3 separate regions of the Homo sapiens genome follow, and regions 2 and 3 are each linked to region 1. Evidence: chromatin contacts called from ENCODE Hi-C or POLR2A ChIA-PET data. All regions are on one chromosome and are shown on one strand. Each heading gives the region's core, a stretch centred on a gene start or an enhancer-like site at or near the end of the contact. The rest is flanking DNA. Distances are from core to core; before and after follow the strand shown. Region 1 overlaps KIAA1549. Region 2 overlaps KIAA1549. Region 3 holds the start of KIAA1549.

The links. A loop is a pair of places that touch in the nucleus more often than their neighbours do. ChIA-PET counts read pairs that join two places held with the same protein, here RNA polymerase II (POLR2A). Pooled maps may share reads with other maps.
Region 2: a map of PC-3 shows a loop between it and region 1 (7-fold over the local background). The contact joins two enhancer-like sites. A Hi-C loop is called at or near these places in 6 of 168 maps with a recorded cell type or tissue (Calu3, PC-3, PC-9 and 3 more), 3 of 37 single-sample maps with no recorded cell type and 14 of 50 pooled maps. POLR2A ChIA-PET finds 5 or more read pairs at or near these places in 6 of 52 experiments (HepG2, MCF 10A, PC-3 and 3 more).
Region 3: a map of PC-3 shows a loop between it and region 1 (6-fold over the local background). The contact joins the promoter of KIAA1549 here to the enhancer-like site in region 1. A Hi-C loop is called at or near these places in 5 of 168 maps with a recorded cell type or tissue (IMR-90, PC-3, PC-9 and 2 more), 7 of 37 single-sample maps with no recorded cell type and 8 of 50 pooled maps. POLR2A ChIA-PET finds 5 or more read pairs at or near these places in 6 of 52 experiments (CD8-positive, alpha-beta T cell, H1, PC-3 and 3 more).

The regions. Positions count from the first base shown.
Region 1 is chr7:138,934,279-138,936,954 of GRCh38, forward strand. The region is part of intron 1 of KIAA1549; the gene reads right to left. Among named protein-coding and RNA genes, the nearest start is that of KIAA1549, 46 kb to the right of the region's middle. Within about 2 kb of position 1,338, at least 10 of the 41 ENCODE cell types and tissues checked have a DNase peak (open chromatin) inside an H3K27ac peak, as active enhancers do; they include PC-3, PC-9 and endothelial cell of umbilical vein, where a contact is called at or near this core.
Region 2 is chr7:138,889,541-138,892,216 of GRCh38, forward strand. All of the region lies in intron 10 of KIAA1549, which reads right to left. Among named protein-coding and RNA genes, the nearest start is that of KIAA1549, 91 kb to the right of the region's middle. Within about 2 kb of position 1,316, at least 7 of the 41 ENCODE cell types and tissues checked have a DNase peak (open chromatin) inside an H3K27ac peak, as active enhancers do; they include PC-3 and PC-9, where a contact is called at or near this core.
Region 3 is chr7:138,980,073-138,982,748 of GRCh38, forward strand. KIAA1549 reads right to left here and starts at 1,317. Exons shown (of 20, transcript NM_001164665.2): 1 at 1,011-1,317. The coding sequence starts at 1,197. RefSeq lists silencers at 1-225, 1,065-1,194, 1,235-1,614, 1,635-1,764 and enhancers at 236-1,122, 1,745-2,094.

The sequences.
Region 1 (2,676 bases), core at 88-2,587:
TGAAAATTACTACCATGGAGGACAGACTGAGAGAGTGAGTCCAGAGACCAGGAAACTTTACAGATTTACTTGTGAGAATTGGTGGGAATTCTGGTTAGAGGGCCTCTCTGAATACAGTATTTGCTACTAAAAAAAAAAAAAAAAACAAGTCCAGAACATCCACTGAAAATAGGGAGTGGTTGAGGGATGGGGCGGAGTACACCAAGAGAGCGGAGAATTCGTGATGTTTGAATTGCCATATGTCACATCTTTGATTCCTGACTCAAATAAGAGACACCATAGTGTAATAATAGAGAGTGCCGGAGATGAGAGCTTGCAGGCCTCGGGCCGCATCCCCGCCCACCTGGAGGAGCCATTTCACATTCCTGGGTCTCAGGTCCTTCATCCTCTAACAAGATACGTGGTCCCTGAAAATCACTACCTGAAAAATGGGTGTTGAGATCTGACTTCCCAAGTGGAAGGAAAATAGGACCCTATGTATATGCTATGAGGTTTTCTCTAACCCTCAAACCATAAGGGGTTCCCCAGAAAGAGAAAGGGGAGCCCCCAAATGATGAATGGCCATGATACCGGCAGTGGGCAGCTTCAGGTTTAGCTGGAAAAACACCAGCTCATAAAAAGCACAGCTCTTCAGCACTGGCAAAATACAATCCCATCCAGAGAGGGATAATGGGGCCAAAGTCTCCAGAACATTCCACAGAAAACAGAACTGGGCGCTGTTCTATCTCCAACTTGCTCAGTGCCCCCCGGAGAAATCCCTCGTAATTAGTCACCCCTTCCATTTCCTCCTCTAAAGATGGAACACAGATAACAATTAGTGACCTCACCCAAACATAAAGAGAACTCATGTGGAACTTCAGAAAACAATGACTGCAACCAAACAATACTGAAATACTAATACTGCAAGGCTTTTAAAAATTCAACTATTCTAGCTAAAACATCAGTTTAGGCTTCATGGTGGGGTTTGGGGACTCTATTTCTGTGCATGACTTTCTCATTTGAGGAGCTAAGGATATTAAAATGTTGGTTTAATTGAAGGCAAGGTCCAGAGTATTTACCAAAAGATATTCTGTTTTGCTTTGTTTTGCTTTATTCTTTCCTAAATAAAATGCAATCCTCTTTCACCAACCTAGAAAGCAAGACTGTCAGCACTTTGAGTAACCAAAACAAACTAAACTACTCAATTCACTAACAACAAAGGCAAAAAAATTTCTGTCAGCCATCTGTTTCTAAAATAATTTAATTTAAAACACAGTCCTGTAACAACAGGGAAAAGGACACCATCAGCTTCCAGATAATCTTCTGTCTCCTATTACACTCAGAGCAGGAGTGGCACACGACATCCCATGACTAAGCATGAGCAGGCACCTTCCCTCCCAACAGCAGGAGCCAGCAGCAATGAACATCCACACCGACGTCCAAGCTGCCAGGAGACACCACTGCCTCCCTGGGGGGTATTAATTCCAACAAACAGTAAACAGCTTATGTGGCAGGCTCAATGCCTTAATTCGGCTCTAAATTAAGCTTTTATTTTATATCAAGGGATCAGGAGGCTTAAGAGAGAGAGGGGTCACGCCGGCTGGAAGCAGCAGCAAGGACAAAGGCACCATGTCTGGACAAAGTGGGATGTGTCTGCAGTGGTTGGAGAGAATAATACTAGAAAAGTTGGCCCAAGAGTGTGAGAATGTTGGCAGACAATAGGAAGGAATAGGATATTTTGAGCAGAGCAGCTTTTTGACCAAAGTTATCCTGCAGAAAAATCAATCTGGCAGAGCGGAAAGAAGCATAAAATAGTGCTCCATCATACACACAGATATGCATGGTTGATGTGGCAAGGAGTGTGATCAGGACGGTGAAGGGAACAGAAAAGAAGTTCCATGTCAGAGAGACTGCACTAAGGTAAAAAAGATGATCAAATTCAGCAGCCAGTGGAATGGATGGGGAAGACAGAACAAAAAGTCAAAGGTGATTCTAAGTCACAGTTACAACTGTCCACTAGGCAATTCCACTTGAGTATCCAACAGGCTCCTAAAAAAACCCTGACCCTCCCCCATATGCCACTTAATAGCTCGTGCCTGTAAGCCAGGTCCTGCCAGCACTGTGGACCCTCACACATCTTCCTTCCCACCGCCACCAATTAATTTAGGCCTTACAATGACCCGCTCAGAGCCCTGCCTCGCACAACTTCTGTGAGAGACAGGCTTTCCAGGACACTGAAGTGCAGGAAGCAGAGATGTTCTGAGTCCATGGACATTGCCTGCTTCTTCGCTCACTCTGGGTTTGGTTTGGGAACCAGGAGAGGCCACAGCATCCACAAACATCCTTTCAAATGGCTTCTGTTTCCTGGGTGGTGTCTTAAGCCCCATATGCAAAGGGTGGCAGCACTTCCAGCATGACAAGTTCCCACCTTGTCCAAACAGTGTCACTAGAGAACTAGAGATGTGTGACCCCCCCCACCCCCACACAAACACACCCCCCAAACGCTGGTACTGTGGGCCAAGGGAAGGTATGCTAAGAAACCCTGTAACTGCCCCGGCCCTGATTAGAGGTGTGTGTTCCTAGCCATGGTAATCAGTCAGGGCTGTGGTCTCTCTCTACGAGCCATAACCCACCCTAAGCTCTGCAGCCTCCTCTATCCCCTCCAATCCATCTGGAGTTTTCTAACGTGCAGAGCTG
Region 2 (2,676 bases), core at 66-2,565, 45 kb before region 1:
CTCAAGAAATAGCTGATGACCAGATGAATTTCAAAACGCTCAACTGAAGTACCAAACTGACTGGTTTTTTTCTGGGTAACCAAGAAAACGGCACGTGTCATAAATGAAATATACAAGTCCTCTTGGCTTACTGTTGATTCTGACCAAAGTCTTTAAATACATCCATTAGATCCTTGCACTTCTCACAAACTGAGTGAGTCATCACCTTCTATACCAATAGAAATTTGGCAACCAGTCTGTGCGTATTATGCACAAAACAAAAGCCATCTACACACAGAAGGAAAACCTAGAGGGAACACTGCCCCTCCTCCCTTAGATAATTACCTTCTTTTGTCTCATCTCTACTTGCCAGATCACTTTTTCTAGTTTCTCCACTTCTTTTAAAATAGAACCTAGAGTTCAGTCTGGCTGGTATACAATGTCTCCAGCTCCCTCCCACATGCAGCATAGGTTTAATCAGTATTTTATAAAAGAAGAATCAAGATTAATGAGAGTGTTCAATATTCATATTAGGACCGAGTTATTTCTGAAGAAGGATGGCTCTTTTGTTCTTTCTCTCTTTAACATATCACAGAGGGAACAGGCCACAGTGTCTGTGCCCCACCGGAATACGTCACCAACAAGCCCAGGAGACTGACTGGTGGGCAGGTCAGCCAAGTAATGAGAGAGACGCCTGATGAATGTGAACACGTGGGCCATAAATACAGTACAGCCCAGGTGGCACAAAACGCAGTGAAGCCCACAGTATTCGGGTTAGCCTGAGCCCCTGGGAAGGAGTTGAGATGACAATAGAAACACAGAGCAAATCCCAAAAGTGTCTGAACAAAAATTTGCCATCATGTAGCGAGTGCCATTGAAAGCATTTATTACCTGATTGATGTCATTTGTGAAACGTCACCACAACCACCATGCTGCTTCCATTTAGGAAGTGGAGACAAGGCAAAGTTATTGCCATCTGTTTGTCTTCAGTGCAGCCCCACACGGGCACTCCCGTAACCCTGTGGTCCCGGAGTTTGGGAGAGCAGGGCTCCCAGATTCTCCCACCCACAGGTGACACCCGGCACGGTCAGCCAGCTGTGGGTGAACTGAGACCACCTACACGTTAGGTGTGACAGGCGACCTTTGCAGAGAATCAAACAGCAACCATAGGGAATGAGCTGACCTTGGCTGAGATGGAACGATATGCTCACAGAGCCTCTTTTCAATTCACTGTCCATACTGCCTCCCAAAGGGATCGTTCCAAAAGCAAATGTGTTCAAGCTGCTCTCCCTGCTGAAAACCTTTCAATGCTTGCCCACTGCTTACAGCATAATTTGCAATCCCTTCTATGTCCTGAAAACCCCCCAGGGCCTGGCTCTCTGCCACCTGGCTTTCGGCTGTGCCCTTTTTTATGACCTTTGCTCTAGCTTCCTGAGCTGCCCTCCGCTCCCCCACTGGGCCCGCCTTCATCTCCACCGTGAAGCTTCAGCCCTGGTGTCACCTCCTTGAAGAAGGTAGAAGTACCCCACCACTGCAAATGGGGTGCCCCCCTCCTCTGTGTTCTCCAGACATCCTTATACTCCTGGATGTCTGCTTTCGGATGGCTCGTCCTTCTCCCTTGCTAAAGCCCTGGAATGCAGAGATCGCGTGCTATTTGTGTTGGTAACTGAGCCGGATCTGGTGTGGCTCACAGCAAATGCTCAATGTTTGGTGAGTGACACCCAGTGCCTGAGGCAGCTCCAGCCGGTTGCCCAAAGTGCTGCCCTTTAGAAGCAACCAAGGGCAGTCAGGAGCTCTGGTCTGACACCAGTAACGAGGTGTGGACTATCCCCCATCAGAAGGAATAAGTTTCCATGAGGCCAGTGGCATCCAGCCAATGCCATTCATGATGAAGAGGATCCGGGCTGGAGTTTTTTAGGCAACAGTAACAAATGATGACTTGAGTCTACAGATAGAGAATACAGATAAAAGAAAGCATGGGGTTTTCTTCTTTATTACTGAAAATAAGCAAAGGCTGTGCCTCAAAACAAGACAGAATGGCCTCTCCCTCCTATCATATTTCAAAATTAATCTACTCCCAGACAATCTGAAGAGGTTTCCTTCTCGTTACGAGGGGAAGGGGGGTGCAGATTTTAGGTCAGCAGATTTATTGTTTCCAGATGTTTGCAGCTCTGGGATTTGCTGAAGGATTTCCGAGAGTATGGTGAGGCGCATCAGGAGGTGGGGAGAGCAGAACGGAGAGAGAGACAACAGCCACATGAGCAGGAGACAGAGCTCTTGAAGTCATAGGGGAGGGTGACATCTCTGCACATTACCCTGAGGACGAGGCTAGAGGCCCTTTGCTATGGCCACATGACCTTAAAAGAAACACGTATGAACTAAAGACATTTGTTTTTAAACTAAATGAAGAGATCATTTTCCCATTTTAAACACACGACAAAATCTATAGGGTGGGTTCCTGTGCCAGCAAAACACGACTGAGCTTCTGCAACACTGGCAAGGCTTTGCCCTCCTAACAGTGTCAGAAGACAGTTATTCTTTTGGGGAATCCTCCCTGCAGGACCTTTTCTGTAAACCTGTTGTCAGGATGTATGGGCAGGTCTTTGCAGCCCTGAAGGAAAAAGAGCAGCTCTAAGGGCTGGAAGTTCCATCTGAAACTCTGTCCATTTGATTTACAGCCACATCTGGGACTTGAAA
Region 3 (2,676 bases), core at 67-2,566, 46 kb after region 1:
CCCTTTGGCCCTGCTCCCACGAGAAAGGAGGATTCGGAGCAGCGTTCACGGCTTTCTGGTTTTTGTTCTGTGTGCAGCAGCTCTCCACCCCTAGCTGCTCCTTCCACCTTTCCTTTTCCGCCTCAAAGTGGTCAAGTGCCTGTGCAGGGGCAATCGCTGGCCTGCAGTGTCAGCTCAGAGACGGTTTCCAGACCATCCTGTGTACAGGCTCAGGGTGGACAAATAAACATTTTGGAGAAGCAATAGGAATTAAATCATTTCTTCCACAACAAAACCCTTATGCTTCTTCATAAATCATGCCTCTTCATTCCATACTGATGAACAGTCACTAAATTGCATCTGTTATAAAAACAGCCCTTACTCCTTTCATGCCCAGACACTTAAGAATCAAAATATTTTCACACTCCATTGTACTAATAATGCCTTGCAGAAGTAATACCAATAGCTATTTCCCTGGAAAGATCCGTGGCCAGGGCGCTTTCCAAGAGGTTTTCTTTGAATGTTCTTTGTGTCCTGCTGTACGGGGGGACACGGCCGGCCTGCCCGCATCTGGGGGACGCTGGGCTTGTCCCGGTAATGCAATACTCTTTTAAAGCACACCTCGAATCCACCTCTTCGCCCCGACAATAAAGTATCTCAAAACATTCGATATGCCACATCATACAGCCTTGACAAAAAAGCACGCCGGTGCCTGCATTCTGCAGGAAAAACCAGGCACATTCTGAGATGAAGCCACCAGACCCGCTTCGGGTTCCATGGACAAGAGAACAGCTTTGCAGACCCCTTAGCAAGACCGGCCAGAAGCCGCTCGCTTGTTCGTTTTAATTATTTATTTCCCCCGTGCCTTTATTTGTTGGGCCCCAGAAGAATGGCAAAGCATCTTCCAGAAAGGACGGCGAGGGAGCTGGAGAATAAAAGAGGATGGGCGGGGAAAGCCGGGGTTTTGAAAACAGCAGCGATAAAGGCAGGCGGGGTCGCGGCCGCGTTCCGAGGGTCTCGGCGGAGCTTACCTGGGGCGCACGAGGCCGGCCGGGCCAGCAGCAGCAGCCAGAGGCCAGGAAGCAGCAGCCCCGGGCGGCGGCGGCGGGCGCAGCGGGCGGAAGGCCGTCGGCCGCTCGGCCCCGGGGCCAGCGCGACCCCGGCGCGGGGCTTCCCCTCCATGGCCGCGCCTCGGCGTCGGCGCCGCGCCCCCGGCATTCCCGGCCGGCGCCCCGGCCCGGCCTCGCGGCTCAGCGGCTCTCGGGTCCGGGAGGGGCGGCCGCTGCGGCTGCGGCTGGGACGGGGCGCCGCGCACCGGCGCGGAGGGAGGCCGGAGAGGCGGGGGCGGGCCGGGCCGGAACCGAGGACAGGGGCGCCAGCCGCACGCCCGCCTTGCCGCTCCGCCCCCTTCGGAGCCTCGGAGCCGCTGCCCGGCAACGCGCGGGCCCGGGCGCGGGACGGCGAGCACCCCCTCCCGGCCGGCCGGACGCCTGCCTGCCTGCCTGCCTGCCTGCCTGCGGGGCGGCCGGGGCAGCGTGCGCGGGGCTCGGCGCGGCAGAGGCGGCAAGGGCGGCGAGGCGGCGCGGCCCAGCCCTCCCCCAGGACCCGCCTTCCGGAGGGAGCGCGAGGGGCTCGGGGGGCCTGGGCCGGGCGGTGCCGCCCCGACCCGCACCCAACCCCGGGTCCCGCCGCGCGTTCCCCGGGGCGCCCGGATCAGGGTAGGCCGGCAAGCCGGGGGAGGGGTCCTCTCGCCTCCCTCGCTCCTCCTCTCCCGCCGACTCCTTGCGGGCAGCAGGTGTGTGGGGCGCCGCGCTCTCAGGACAGCCTCGGGGCCGCGGAGGGGACAAAGCCAGACAAAGTCGGGCTCCTGCGCTAGAGCTCAGCGTGCAAGGCAGGGGCGAGCAGAGCGCACGCAGCTCTCCCCCGCCTTCCTGCCTTAAGAAGGTGCGGCCACCTCTGCGGGTCTTCGGGAAGCGACCCTGCGCTCAGGGCCTGGGAGGCCCGCGGGACCCTGCACTTAGCAGGCCTTGAGCAGGCGGCTGCTGAAGCGAATGGGCGTGGAGCTGGGGAGACCCGCAAGGCCAGGCCGTTTTAGGGAAAGTGGCGCTCCTGAGAGGTGGAGAGAATGCCCAGAGAGCGTTTGAGGGTTGGAGTCCGCGGGGGGAATGAGGAACGGGAAGAAGGGAGTTGACATCTGTCAAGTACCTACTGTGTGCCAGGCACGTCACTCTGAAGACGCCCCGTGGCTTCAGGGTCTAGGGAGGAGGAATTGGAAGTTTTGAATCGTTGCATCCCACTGGCATTGTTGCATCAAGCAGATATTAACGGTGTGTGTGGGGGACACTATCTCGTGCAGAAAAACTATGGCAGACAGCGGAAAAGGTGAATCATTACACTGGCAGAGGGATCCTCGCGGCTATTCAGTCGGGTTCCCCTGCCAGGCCCAGCCCTTGAAGGGGCTGCCCAGCCTTGCAGCTCCAACTCTTCTGGACTCCTTGCCCTTGGCGAATAGTTCTTCCTAAGAATAGGACAGGGGCACTCTTCTGTAGGTACACACCTGGTCCTTACAGGTGGGTACTTGAAACCTGGTAGTTTCAAGGAAAATGAGAATAAAGGTTAAAAAAAGCTTTTGTTGATGTTCCTGGTGTTTTTACACGTTATTGTAACCCCCCATCATACAGCCCCTATGTTTATTAC